Linked DNA regions of Homo sapiens: region 2 is linked to region 1. The links are chromatin contacts, found by Hi-C or POLR2A ChIA-PET in ENCODE. All regions are on one chromosome and are shown on one strand. The core of a region is the stretch at or near the end of the contact, and the rest is flanking DNA. Distances in the headings are between cores, read along the strand shown. Region 1 holds the start of SERHL2 (serine hydrolase like 2). Region 2 overlaps LOC101927344 (a long non-coding RNA gene).

Region 1 (6,444 bases), core at 1-2,500:
TAACACGGTGAAACTCCGTCTCTACTAAAAAAAATACAAGAAAAATTAGCCGGGTGTGGTGGTGGGTGCCCGTAGTCCCAGCTACTCGGGAGGCTGAGGCAGGAGAATGGCGTGAATCCGGGAGGCGGAGGTTTAAGTGAGCCGAGATCGCGCTACGGCACTCCAGCCTGGGCTACAAAGCGAGACTCTGTTTCAAAAAAAAAAAAAAAAAAAAAAAAGAGAATTCACTACCAGTACTTGTTCTTATTTGTCCTAGACTTGCCACTGTTTCAGACTCAAAGGGTGCACTTTCCCTCTTTCATTGTAGGATTTAGTGCATGAATCTGCTCACCCCAAACATCCTCTTCATAACTTGGGGTTTTCGATCCTTTCCAGGCAGATATTGTTTATAATCCCTCACCTGGAGGGTTCCTCCACGTCCCCAATTTATACATTCATTTGTTCACCTGTACAATTTTTTTTTTTTTGAGACGGACTCTCGCTGTCGCCCAGGCTGGAGTGCAGTGGTGCGATCTCGGCTCACTGCTGGCTCCGCTCCCCCGGGTTCACGCCATTCTCCGGCCTCAGCCTCCAGAGTAGCTGGGACTACAGGCGCCCACCACCTCGCCCGGCTAATTTTTCGTATTTTTAGTAGAGACGGGGTTTCACCATGTTAACCAGGATGGTCTCGATCTCCTGACCTTGTGATCCGCCCACCTTGGCCTCCCAAAATGCTGGGATTACAGGCGTGAGCCACCGCGCCCGGCCTGTACAACAATTATTAAGACTGGCTTGTGCCAGGCTCTGCTGAGAATCCCAGGACACGGTGGGGACACGGTGGACGCAGGCTGTCCGTCAAGGGGGCTAGTAAGCCACTAAACAAAGGGTAGCCTTCAGCCCTGCGGCGCGGGCCAGCGAGCATTCAGAGGCCCAACTCGCTGTGGTTGCTCCCCGGGTCTGGTCCCGCGCGGACGTGGGGGCGGCCATCAGGACTGCCCGGGGGTTGGCGCCCTGCTGGGTTCCAAGCCGGTGGGCGCGGACAGTGTGGCGGGAAGGCCGGGCCTGGCGGGTGGGGGCGCGGCCTGGCGGTGGGGGTGGACCTTCCTGGGGTGGAGCCCGCGGCTGTGGGAGCAGGGCCCGCCGGGGCTCGGGCAGGGCGGTGGGAAGGCGGGGCCTTCTGAGTGGGGGCGGGGACTGCTGGAGTTGCGGGGCCTGCCTGGGGTAGGGCGGGGCAGGACAGCTTGGAGATAGGGCCCGGAATTGCGGGCGTCACTCTGCTCCTGCGACCTAGCCAGGCGTGAGGGAGTGACAGCAGCGCATTCGCGGGACGAGAGCGATGAGTGAGAACGCCGCACCAGGTCTGACGGGGAGGCCTTGTGCGAGCGTCCCACTGCCCACCCACCTGGTTGGGACAGTAGAAGAGGGCGGGATGGAGTGGAGGGTTCGCCGACCGCGTCGCCCTCCTGGGTGTCGCAGCTCCTTCCTCGGCAGTCCCGGGGCATGAGAGCGCGACCGGCCAGGAGTTGGGGGACCCGGGACACGGCCGCACGTGGCCTCCCAGGGTTCCAGGAGCCCCTGAGTTAGCCGAGCGTGCGCGTGGGTGTCGGGGGTGCGCAAGTCTCCAGCCTTGCAGAGACGGAGGAGGCTGCCAGATGTGGGGGCGGTGGGGGTTCCTGGAGTCCCACCGCCTGCCCTAAATTTCCACTCCGCCCTTGTCGCCCAGTGTGACCTTGGGCATGTACTGCAGCTCCCAGTGCCTCAGTTTCCTGCTCTGTGGAGGGAGAGTGACAGTGGTCCCACCTGCTGCGTGTATGAGGGTTTGGCACCCCTCTGGCCTTTGGGAAAGGCTTAGGAAACGGGCTGTTTCTTTACTCCGGTTTTACAGGAAAGGAAACAGGCTCAAGACGTTTTAGTAACTTCTCCAAGGTTACCCAGCCAGCAAGTGATGGGGTCCAGGCCTGACCAGCGCCCCCGCCCCAGCACATTCTAGAAGGTTCTGCCCCAGTTTAAATGGGGTGCATGCTCTGAGGCCTGTCACAGCTTTTTCCGGCTTAACTTCTCTGTCCCTCCTCTGGGAGTCTCCACTCCCATGTCTGACTCTCTCCCCATAACCTTCTGGGGCAGCTAAGGGTCTGAGTCCCTCTGGACATGAGCCCCTGGCTCAAGCACATCAGGCAGAGATAAGGGGCTCAGGGAGCACCAGCTTCATGGGTGAATGAATGAAGGAATGAAAGACCCGGCTGTGTCTTTCAGGTCTGATCTCAGAGCTGAAGCTGGCTGTGCCCTGGGGCCACATCGCAGCCAAAGCCTGGGGCTCCCTGCAGGGCCCTCCAGTTCTCTGCCTGCACGGCTGGCTGGACAATGCCAGCTCCTTCGACAGACTCATCCCTCTTCTCCCGCAAGGTGTGAGGCTGGGGCTGAAGGGAAGGCCAGGGGGAAAGTGGGCAGGAAGGTGAGGGGGGAGGTCTGCAGGGGAATGAGGAGGGCGGGGAGACAGCTGGCATAGACACCTCTTCCTACCCTCCAACCCGCTTCTCTCTGTTTCAGACTTTTATTACGTTGCCATGGATTTCGGAGGTCATGGGCTCTCGTCCCATTACAGCCCAGGTGTCCCATATTACCTCCAGACTTTTGTGAGTGAGATCCGAAGAGTTGTGGCAGGTAAGAAACAGAGTGTGTATTTTCGGCGGTGTGGGGGGTGCTCTAGGGCACCCCCTCTTATCACTGGAGGCGGGGTAGGATCCAGGAAGCAGCGCTGGCCTGAGAGTGGGGCCTGGGCTCTGGCCCCAGGTCTGCCAGCAATTCACGGGAGATCTTGGGAAAGTTGAAGAGTTCGCTTCCTCCAGTGGGTCCCCCAAGCTAGTGTCCTGGGTGGACACCCCAGATGCTGGGAAGGGATTTCCTGAGCCTGGGGACTAGAAGCAAGATCGTGGGCTGAGCCTGTGCCCAGCCGGACCTTCTGGCTCCTTGCATTTCCAGCCTTGAAATGGAATCGATTCTCCATTCTGGGCCACAGCTTCGGTGAGTACAGTGGCCAGGAGCTGACCGGGCCCGGAGTAGGGCTGGGAGGGAAGGATAGGAGCTGCTGCCCCACCCCTTTCCCCTGCACTTATGAGATCTGCAAAGAGAGATGAGAGGGTCAGTCAGAGGTTGACCACTGTACCCTCTGACCTCAGGCAACTGCCGCAAGGGACACAGGGATGAGGGAAATGTGGTCTTTTGAGTGGTCAGGTCTGATGAAGGGGACATCATGGCCCAGATGCTGAGCCCCCAGCCACCCATATGGTGCCCCCCCCCCCCAACTGGTGGGAAGAAGCTTTAGGGTATGCAGCTGGGGAGGGAGTGAGGGAATGTCACCCACAGCTCTTTTGTCCCCCAGGTGGCGTCGTGGGCGGAATGGTGAGTAGATGGCTTTGTCTGGCCAACTGGGGCTCCCTTGGGTGGAGTGGGGAGGGGAGCACAAAGGAGGAAGGAGAAGGTACCTGGGACAGAAAGTGCCTCCTCCTGTCACAGTGACAGTCCTTATACCAGGAAGTTGGTGTAAACGGTGGAGACTCCTGGTAGAGTTCATGTTTCCACGCCCCCATACCCGGTCCCACCGCACCCTGGAGTCCAGCCATCACCAAGGTCTGGAGCTCAGTGCTGGGTGCAGACTTAGGGGTGGTGGGGGAAGGCACACCATAGATAGAAGATTCTCCTCTGGCCTCTTGGTCAGCACCCTCCCCCCAGCCTAAAAGATGTTTCGGGGAACTCCAGGGTCCCCAGGGAAAGGCGGGAGTGTCCTTTCCTTCTTCCCCCTATTCATTCTCCCCTTTTGGCATCCTCACAGTTTTTCTGTACCTTCCCCGAGATGGTGGATAAACTTATCTTGCTGGACACGCCGCTCTTTCTCCTGGAATCAGATGTGAGAAGCGGGCTTTCGTGCATGCTGTCATTAGGGAGGACCTGGGCCCCGGGCAGCGCTCCCAGCCCTGTCTCCTTTGGTGGACACTAGGGAAGCACGAGGAGGCGGCAGAGGGTGGGAAAGGGGAGTCAGGGACCCGCTCCCCAACAGATGACAGGCTTCTGCTGCTTATACCCCTAGCAGTGGTCAGGACAAGGGGTGTGGGGGACCCCTTGGAAACTGGATGTGTGGCTCGGGATCTGCAGAATGCCAGGCTGATCACGCAGTGGCAGGCAGTGGAAGAGGGCAGCGGCCATGGGTGGAAGATGTTCTAGGGCACACAGCTGGGCCGGCACACTGCACTCACACCCAGTCGAATGCCTTTGCACTGTGTCCACATTGCACCACCACACATGACAGCCCTAAATGTGAACTGAAGGAACAAGGACTGACCCCTCTGACCACCACTACCCATAACCAGTACTGTCTCTGCGTCTGAGTCCTGGCCTGGTTTACCTGCTGGGTGACCCCTGGCAAGTTACTTTGCCTCTCTGGGCCTTAGTTCCCGCACGTGTAAAATGAGGTTGGGCTCAATGACCTGGCCAGCTCTGACATCCTGTCATTTTCTTGCCAAGGTCTCAGCCTATCAGTTGTGACACAAGTCTCATCAGTTTCAGTTTTCTTGTCCATAGAATGACCACAGATCGGCCAGATGCGGTGGCTCACGCCTGTAATCCCAGCACTTTGGGAGGCCGAGGCTGGCGGATCACCTGAGGTCAGGATTTCGAGACCAGCCTGACCAACATGGAGAAATCCCGTCTCTACTGAAAGTACAAAATTAGCTGGGCGTGGTGGCACATGCCTGTCATCCCAGCTACTTGGGAGGCCGAGGCAGGAGAATCGCTTGAACCCAGGAGGCGGAGGTTGCAGTGAGCCGAGATTGCGCCATTGCACTCCAGCCTGGGCAACAAGAGGGAAACTCCGTCTCCCAAAAAAAAAAAAAAAAAAAAAAAAAAGAATGACGGCAGATCCCATAAGGATAAGGATCATGTCCATCTCTGTCACCACATCCCCAATCCTGGCACCTAGTAAGGGCTCAGTAAATGTTCCTTGCATGAGCTCAGCTAGCTCAGGGGCTATTATAAGGATCCAATTTACAGATGGCAGACAGCAGACACTCCCTTCTTTCTGCATTTCACCCACTGAATTGACAAGTGCAGTGCCCCCAGGGGCTTCCTCCTGGGCGAGTCAAGAGGGGCATTTGGTCCTCTTGTCCTGCATTCTCAGGCATGGGTAGATGGGAGATGCCCCCCTCTGCAGCCCCAGGCAGTGGGCCTGAGGCTGTCCTCACAGAGTGAGCCACACATCATGGGGGAGCTTGGAAGCCCCAGAAATGCGCCCTTTCTGCCAGTCCCTTTCTGCCACTGAGAATGATGGCATTCGTTGAACCAGATGAAACTGCCAACCCCAGATGGTTCGTGGCCTCCGGACCCTAATTTCATGCCTTTGCAAAGCACTTGGCAGTTGACAGAGATTCCCCTTCCTCTCCATCATCCCACCTGATCTCTTCAACTGTCCCTGGCCGCAGGCAAGACCAGGCTGGCTGTGACTGAGGCGAAGCAAAGACTCGTTCAGAATCGTGGGGCTGACTAGCCAGGGCTGGGGCTGTGTGCCCCTTTGCCGAGAGGGGCTCAGCTGAGAGCAGAGGGCAGGGCTAGGAGGGGCAGAGACCTCGTCTGCAGCCTGGATCCCTGCCCACCAGCCAACTGTGCCTCCTTAGGAAATGGAGAACTTGCTGACCTACAAGCGGAGAGCCATAGAGCACGTGCTGCAGGTAGAGGCCTCCCAGGAGCCCTCGCACGTGTTCAGCCTGAAGCAGCTGCTGCAGAGGTGGGTGCCCGGTGTGGACGGGGAGCTGGTGGGGTCCAGGGGAGGACATCCCGTGAGACGTGGAGAAGCTTCTTTCTCCCTCTCACCCAACAAGCCTGTTTCTCCCTGGGGTCACGCTGAGCACCAGGCTTCCCAGGGTCTTCAGGGACGTTCTCTCTTTCCCTCTGCCCCTGCTCCAGCCATGCCCCTTACTTCCAATACCCTCCCCACACCTCTCACGCACCCGCCTCTCTCCCAAGCACATGCTGCTTCCACGCCTTCTCTCCCCTCTGGGACTCCAGCCTGGGCTCCCTTACCTGGAATTCTCCCCTGTGCTTGCTCACTGGCTTCCCCACTCCTTGGGGCCTCAGCTGGGAACCCTGCCCTGACACCCCCAGGCAAGCTGTCCCTGCCCTGCAGGTAACCACACTGTCCAATAAGAGCCTATTGATTCCTCTGTTTCCCGAGGCATGTGAACTCCGCAACCCCCACTATGGCTGATTTGGTCATCTTTGTGCCTCCTGCATCTGGCAGTGGGCCTGGTAGGTCAGAGCTCCACACATATTTGTTGTCTGAAGGAGGAGAAGCCCCCCACTGCCCCACCACACGCACGCGCACACACACCCACACACACACACCCTGCCGCTGTAAACATGCAATCGAAACACGGGACACAGGCCAGGCGCAGTGGCTCACACCTGTAATCCCAGCAC
Region 2 (7,572 bases), core at 1,936-4,435, 110 kb before region 1:
CCCCAGGAGGCCCTTCCTTCCTCTTGGGATGAGGGCGCCGTCCCTACATGCTTGTCTTGTGGGTGCCTGGTGATGCTGAACCACCTGGGCCTCCCTCATGGCGAGGCCCTTCCTTCCTCGCAGGGACCCATTCGGGGTGGCCCTTAGGAAGGGAGCTGTTTTGGAAGACCCCTTGACTGCCCTTCTCCTCTGTCTCATCCTCATTCCAGGACCTTGCTCAGTGGCTGAGATTGTATACTCGTCATTTTGATTTAGAAAAAGACATGATCAGGTTCTGGGATCTATTCTCCCTAAGGATGTCTGGCCAGGGTAATAGCCCTGCACTGAGCAGAAGGCATGGAGACCACAGGGTGGGCCACAGAGCAGGAAAGATCGAGGGAAGGGGCAAAGAATGGCAGAGGTGAAGGAATCCAGAGTACTCCAGGTGCTGCACACACACCAGACCTCACAGCCCCCTGTGGAGCTCAGATTATTCCCTTATTTTTCTTTTTTTTTTTTTTTTTGAGATGGAGTTTCCCTCTTGTTGCCCAGGCTGGAGTGCAAAAGTGCAATCTCCGCTCACCACAACCTCTGCCTCCCAGGTTCAAGCTATTCTCCTGCCTCAGCCTCCCGAGTAGCTGGGATTACAGGCATGTGCCACCACGCCCAGCTAATTTCGTATTTTTAGTAGAGACAGGGTTTCTCCATGTTAGTCAGGCAGGTTATCCCCATTTTATAGGGAAAGAACTTGAGTCTGCAAGAAGCAAGTCACCCAGGATTCTCAGGGCGAGGAGGAGGCTGAACCAGGATTTGGACCCAGATATCTCTGGCTCTCAAGCCTCCTCTTTTCTATAAACCACCTGTTTACAGCACAGAGGGAGCTGGTCATTGGGGCCGAGCTGGGTTTATGGTATCTGAAGCTTACACAATTTCAAGAGGACTCTCATTTAAAAAAAAAAACAAACACAATTACAAAACCAAAATTAGGCATAACAGTGAATTTTATTTATTTATTTATTTTATTTTTAATTTTTTTTTTTGAGGCGGAGTCTCGCTCTGTCACCCGGGCTGGAATGCAGTGGCGCCATCTCGGCTCACTGCAAGCTCCGCCTCCTGGGTTCAGGCCATTCTCCTGCCTCAGCCTCCCGAGTAACTGGGATTACAGGTGCCCACACCATGCCCGGCTAACTTTTGTATTTTTAGTAGAGACAGGGTTTCACCACATTGGCCAGACTGGTCTCGAACTCCTGACCTCAGGTGATCTGCCTGCCTCGGCTTCCCAAAGGGCTGGTATCACAGGCTTGAGCCACCACACCTGGCTTCCCTATGTTTTTCTATATCCTGATCGCTTCCTTGTACAACAAGGATTTTGCAATGCCATATTCTATAGAGAAAACAAACTTCAATCAAATTTCTTTGATATGGTAGCAGGAAGAGTTCAGGGCATGGCTGTGTCAAGTTTTCTCATGTGGGACCTGACCTTACATGCTCCTTGGATGGGCCACACTGGTGACCACGCGAGGCTTTGATGCTCTCATCACAGGGACCTGTTCTGAGTTTTATGTTGTCTTTGTTGGTTTCAACATTTTATGCCAAATCAGCAAGAAATTTAAATCTTTTTTCATCATGATCATTGTATTCATTCTCCTTCATTCATTGGTGAGCCTGTTCCTGGAAGCCATCTGTACCCTCGGACAGCCAGCAACGACTGAGCTACACATGGATAGAACCATGAACCACAAGAAATACCCCTGAATTCTGAACTATTTCCATATCAACTTCTCCCAAAATACCCACAGCCAGTCCAACACCATCCAACTGGATGGGAGCAGGGAAGGCGGGGAATCAGAGTGGAAAGAGACTTAGCTGAGTTATTTTTATTATTTTTAAAAGCCTTATTCATAGACATATGTGTATATTTAGAGACAGAGTCTATCACTACGTTGCCCAGGTTTGATTCTTTTTTTAGAGACAGGTCTGGAGTACAGTGGTGCAATCTTTGCTCATCACAGCCTTGAACTCCAGGGCTCAAGCCATCCTCCCACCTCAGCCTCCTGAGTAGCTGGGACTACAAGCATGTGCTGTGCCACCAAGCTGGCTTGGTGTGACTAACTGATGTCTCACCTTTGCAAACTTTACAGAAACATATGACATAGGAACACATTGCAATTACATATTGCAATTCAGCAGAAAAAAAAAAAAGAAAGACTTTCTTTTTACTGAATGGCACTGACTTACCAGGTACATACAAGCAAGTGGAGTCTGGGGACCACTTTTTGGCTGTTCTAGAGAAAGTGCCCCAAAGAGGATTCAGCAGCCAGACTCCTGTTAGTTTTCTCATCTCACTCAGAAGGCTCAGCCTCTGAAACAACCATTCCAGGACTTGGAGGCAGGGGATCTGGGTTAAAGGCCCAGCTCTGCCGTTTCCTAACTGTGGGGCCTTGGCAAGTGCAGGTCCTGTGAGCTTCACCAGCCTCATTAGCAAGAATAGTTCATGTTCCCCTGCCACGGAAGTGCCCTGTGAACTAGAAGAGAGCATGGGCAAGTATGGGGTTAGTCTCGCTAACAGATCAGCCAGCTTCTGTCTGGGCAATTCTGTCATTTAGGGTTTTGCTGGGGTGGCCCCGGGAGTCGTTTGGGAGTTCACCTATCTCCCCAGGCATGGAGAAGGGGTGGTGTTTCTGAATCAGGATTCTGAGCTGAACTGCAAACCTGACTGTGCTCCAAGTTTCTTGGACCAGCAAGCCCAGCTCCCAGAGTCCCGCTGCCCTGGCCTGAACCCGCCGCTCCACACCCCGGGCTCTCGGCAGCCGGGCGGCTCGTGGGAGGAGGCGCCATGAGCCTTCTTGCATTTCCTGCTTCAGACTTGATGGATTACAGAGGACTCCTGCTCCAGCTGTGGGGAACTCCAGCCCGCACTTTGCCTCCAGCCCGATGGTGCAAGATCCAGCTTCTCTTCAGCCTGGCATCAAACGTCTTTTTGATCAGCTTTTCATCCATTTTCTGAAAATGTAGTGATTGAGAGATGTTCTGAATCTTGCAGAATTCTGTGTCGCACCCTGGCCACACATCAATGCAGGCCTGAACCTGACCCTGGGTGGACTCCCTGCTCTCTGCCAGCCCCTTTCTCACCCCTGGGTCCCCACGGCCCCTGGCTCTCTCCCCTCTGCTAGAATCTCGCTGAGGGATTGGTGGGGAGGGGGTGGTCACGCACTGGGTGGAGATCTGGTGCCCCCTGGAGGCCGGACAGGAAGGGCCAGGGCGGACAAGGTCTTTGAGAACTCGGTGGCATCCCGCTCCTGATGGCCTGGGTCCCACCGCCCCTCCCCCAGCCTTCCTGACAGCAGAGGAGATTGATGGGGCGCTGCTCGAATGTTCTTCATCAGCGTCTTCAGTAATAAGCTTCTCCATTGGGTAACCGATCCTAGTTTAGCAAAACCGTTTGTCAACCATTTCCTCCCTTGAGCTTGATAAGAACCCCGTGGGAGAGGAGAGAGGGGGGCCCCCCAGGATCTGAAAAGCTGTGCCTCAGCCAAGTTCATGAGTCACTGGCGAGGAGGCCTGTAGGTCAGCAAAGCCTAGGAGGTCAAGAGTGCCCACATGGGGACCTACGGGCCTCAGGGCCGCAGGTTGCTGGGTTGGACCCTGGCTTGGAGCTCAGGATAGAAACCCGGAAACCCCACAGGCAAAGAAGGATGCAGAACAGAACAGGGCAGAACCAAGGACCCAGTGAGGGTGGCTGGCGTCAGAGCAAATATCAGAGTTCACAAGGTGAAATAATCCAAAAATCTATACAGAAAAAGCTAATCATTTTCTCCAATCTCTCCCCCAAAGGTGTCTACTCCTGCAGGCTTACCTGTAACCTTTGTCACTCACTCTTCTGATTCTGCAAACATATAAACCACGGAGCCACAGCCAAGAGAATCTGGACTTGTTCGTTTTTCCTGAAATAGGATATCTTAAATAATCCGTGGCTCAGCACTGCGCCCTTTTTTTTCTTTTCTTTTCTTTTTTTTTTTTTTTTTGAGACGGAGTCTCGCTCTGTTGCCCAGGCTGGAGTGCAATGTCATGATCTTGGCTCACTGCAACCTCTGCCTCCTGGGTTCAAGCAACTCTCCTGCCTCAGCCTCCTGAGGAGCTGGGACTGCAGGTGCAAGACACCACGCCTGGCTAATTTTTGTTATTTTTAGTAGAGACAGTGTTTCACTATGTTGGCCAGGCTGGTCTCGAACTCCTGACCTCAAATGATCTGCCTGCCTCGGCCTCCCAAAGTGCTGGGATTACAGGCACAAGCCACAGCACCCAGCCTCACTGTGCCCTTTTCACTGGCAGGCATTTTATTGTCCCTACAGACCCAAGACGGGGTGGGGGAGACGTGCTTTGTGCTCACCTGGCTGGTTCATGGGCAGGTGGCCTGGAGGACCCAGCCCTGGCAGCTGTGGGGTAGCTCCAGCCTGGGCCGGACAGGTAAGCGGAATCAAGAGATGGGGCCAGTTGCGGCTACAGGGCCAGGAGGGGCTGCAGCTCCTGGTCAGGGTCTTCAGAAAAGCAGGGTTCTGCTGGCTGGCCTGCAGTGGAAAGAAGACAGAGGGACAGGGAACTGGGGGTAGGGACAACCCTGCTCAACTAAGTGACCTTGAGAGGACAGGAGTCCCCACAGGAAAATCAGGAGACTGTTCCTCTGGCTGGGGTGGGCTGTGGGGAGGATGCTGGGCCAGCAGAGCCTGACAGAGCCACCCCAGTCATAAAAGGATATGTTTTTGTCAAGACTTTTCTAAACCCATAATCACCTCCCTCCTATGTCTTGGGTCAGCTTCTTTCATCGCAGGCACCACTGCGGACATTGCTGGGAGGAAGAGGAGGGAGAAGCGACGGGCTTCATTAGGAACGGTGAGTTTGTGACTCTGCCGCTAAGTGGCAGCTCCAGCTCACCCCCCCAGCTCCCTCCCACAGGCCACGGCTGGGCATGGAGAACTGGTGACTTCAGAGGCCCGGACAGAGGAGACGGGGGAGAGCGAGGGGCCGCCGTGCCTGAGGTCTGGGGGTGACAGCAGGGGATGGCCAAGGAGTGCAGGGCCAGCTTGCCCTGCCCTCTCTAAGAGAGTCTTACTGAATGTAGGGGTTGAATTGTGCTCCCCAAGAGATATGTTCATGTATTAACCTCTCCCTCCCCCCGACTCTTCCATTCCTGTGACTGTGAGCTGAATTTGGAAACAGGGTCTTTTCAGATGTAATCAGGTCCTTTCAACTCACGATAAAATAATCTTGGATTTAGGCTGGGCCCTATGTCCAACAGCTGGTGTCCTTATAAGAAGGAGAGGAGACGGCTAGGCGCGGTGGCTCACGCCTGTAATCCCAGCACTCTGGGAGGCTGAGGTGGGCAGATCATGAGGTCAGGAGATCGAGACCATCCTGGCTAACACGGTGAAAACCCGTCTCTACTAAAAATACAAAAAAATTAGCCCGGCATGGTGGCAGGCGCCTGTAGTCCCAGCTAGTCGGGAGGCTGAGGCAGGAAAATGATGTGAACCTGGGAGGCGGAGCTTGCAGTGAGCTGAGATCGTGCCACTACACTCCAGCCTGGGTGACAGAGCGAGACTCTGTCTCAAAAAAAAAAGAAAAAAAAAAAAAAAAGAAGAAGAAGAAGAAGCAGAGGAGACACAGAGGAAAGAGGGCCATAGGAAGATGGAGGCAGAGATGGCAGTGGTGAGGCTACAAGCCAAGGGATGCCTGTGGCCACTGGACGCCGGAAGAAGAGAGGGAGGATTCTTCCCTAGAACCTTCAGAGGGAGCACAGCCCTGCCAACACCTTGGTGTTGGACTTCTCGCCTCCAGAACTGGGAGGAAATCAATTTCTGTTGCCTTAAGCCACCCAGTTTATGTTATTTTGTTACAGCAGCCTGGGAAAAGGAATATACTGAATAAGAACCCAAGTGAGCTTATTAGAAAGAATATTGAGGCCTGGCGCAGTGGCTCACATCTGTAATCTCAGCACTTTGGGAGGCTGAGGCGGGTGGATTGTCTCAGTCCAGGAGTTCGAGACCAGCCTGGGCAACAAAAATACAAAAATTGGCCGGGTGTGGTGATGCACACCTGTAATCCCAGCTACTCGGGAGGCTGAGGCAAGAGAATCCCTTGAACCTGGGAGGTGGAGGTGGCAGTGAGCCGAGATCATGCCATTGCACTCCAGCCTGGGCGACAGAGCAAGACTCTGTCTCAAAAAAAAAGAATGTTGAACCTCCTCAAGAGGAGGTAAGTGATTTTAAACACTCTGAAGCCACACAGGGACAAGCCTTTTACAAGCCAAGAGGAGAAGGAGGAAAAATTGAAGTCACTTTTTTTTTTTTGAGACATAGTCTCACTCTTGTCGCACAGGCTGGCGTGCACTGGCGCAATCTCGGCTCACTGCAGCCACCACCTCTGAGGTTCAAGCGATTCTCCTGCCTCAGCCTCCTGAGTAGCTGGGATTACAGGCGCCCACGACGGCACCCAGCTAATTTTTGTATTTTTAGTAGAGATGGGGTTTCACCGTCTTGGCCAGGCTGGTCTCGAACTCCTGACCTCAGGTGATCCACCTGCCTCAGCCTCCCAAAGTGCTGGTATTACAGGCATAAGCCACTGTGCCCGGCCTTGATTTTTCTTTTTTAATGGTTAAAAAATACCTTCAAATGTACACACAGTAAAATTCACTTCTTTTGGTATATAGTTCAAATGCATAGAGTCCTATCACCATGACCGCAGTCAAGATAGGGAACATCCCGTCACTCCCAGAACTCCTGTGCTGCCGCTGGCAACCACTGCTCTGTTCTCCCGTTGCTTTTCCAGCAACGGGAGTCCTGAAAGTGGAATCGTGCGAGTCCAGGTTCTTTCGCTGAGCATCGTGATTTGAGGTTCACCCACATTGTTGTATGGTTCCTTTTCATTGCTGAGAAGTGTTCCACTGTCTGGATGGACTGTGGTCTATTTATCTATTCACCAAGTAAAGGATGTGGGCGATTTCCAGGTTTCGACGATTATGAATAAGCTGCTGTAACATTCACGCACAGGTGTTTGTATGAATGGAAGTTTTCACTTCTCTTGGGTGAATACCTGGGAGTGGGGTTTCTGGGTCCCGATCGGGTTTCTAGTGGTCTGTAAGTCAGACTTGCTAAGAGTTTTCGTTGGGGAGACGCACACAGGCAAGGTCAGCTCTCAGGGTCCTTTCTGCAATGCGGGGATGTCGAGGTCACCTGACAGAGGGGCAAATGCCAGCTGGTCGCCCAACCTGCTCTTGTCCATTCCTTTTCCCTCAGAAGCTAATAGAGGAAAGTAAACCTGTTGTTTCACTCTCATTTCCTTTTATTTTCATTAATATTAGGAAATGCCAAGATTAGTGAAAGAATGAAAAGAGTCAAAACAGCCTAGAAAAGGCTTCAATGATCCTCAAACTGGATGATCGAATCCCGAATAATTGGGAATCAACAGTAAAGGCCAAAGTAAGACTTCTAAAAAGTCCTCTTTTTTTTTTTTTTGAAGAGATGGGGTCTCACTACGTTGCCCAGGCTAGTCTCAAACTTCCAGGCTCGCCCAGTCCTCCTACCTTGGCCTCCTAAA

Evidence for each region. Hi-C counts contacts between places; a loop is a spot of excess contacts on that map. ChIA-PET counts read pairs that join two places held with the same protein, here RNA polymerase II (POLR2A). Pooled maps may share reads with other maps.
Region 2: a map of ascending aorta shows a loop between it and region 1 (4-fold over the local background). The contact joins the enhancer-like site here to the promoter of SERHL2 in region 1. A Hi-C loop is called at or near these places in 4 of 168 maps with a recorded cell type or tissue (B cell, OCI-LY7, ascending aorta and 1 more), 12 of 37 single-sample maps with no recorded cell type and 19 of 50 pooled maps. POLR2A ChIA-PET finds 5 or more read pairs at or near these places in 6 of 52 experiments (A673, CD8-positive, alpha-beta memory T cell, GM12878 and 3 more).

The regions. Positions count from the first base shown.
Region 1 is chr22:42,552,706-42,559,149 of GRCh38, forward strand. It overlaps SERHL2 (serine hydrolase like 2), which reads left to right and starts at 1,251. Exons shown (of 12, transcript NM_014509.5): 1 at 1,251-1,337; 2 at 2,233-2,382; 3 at 2,527-2,640; 4 at 2,959-3,000; 5 at 3,359-3,378; 6 at 3,809-3,883; 7 at 5,643-5,752. The coding sequence starts at 1,316. RefSeq lists a silencer at 794-1,193.
Region 2 is chr22:42,441,371-42,448,942 of GRCh38, forward strand. It overlaps LOC101927344 (a long non-coding RNA gene), which reads left to right. Exons shown (of 6, transcript NR_188414.1): 3 at 4,332-4,446; 4 at 4,793-4,869; 5 at 7,337-7,454. Among named protein-coding and RNA genes, the nearest start is that of NFAM1, 13 kb to the left of the region's middle. RefSeq lists enhancers at 1-223, 2,810-2,989, 2,997-3,763. Within about 2 kb of position 3,186, at least 35 of the 41 ENCODE cell types and tissues checked have a DNase peak (open chromatin) inside an H3K27ac peak, as active enhancers do; they include A673, GM12878, OCI-LY7 and 1 more, where a contact is called at or near this core.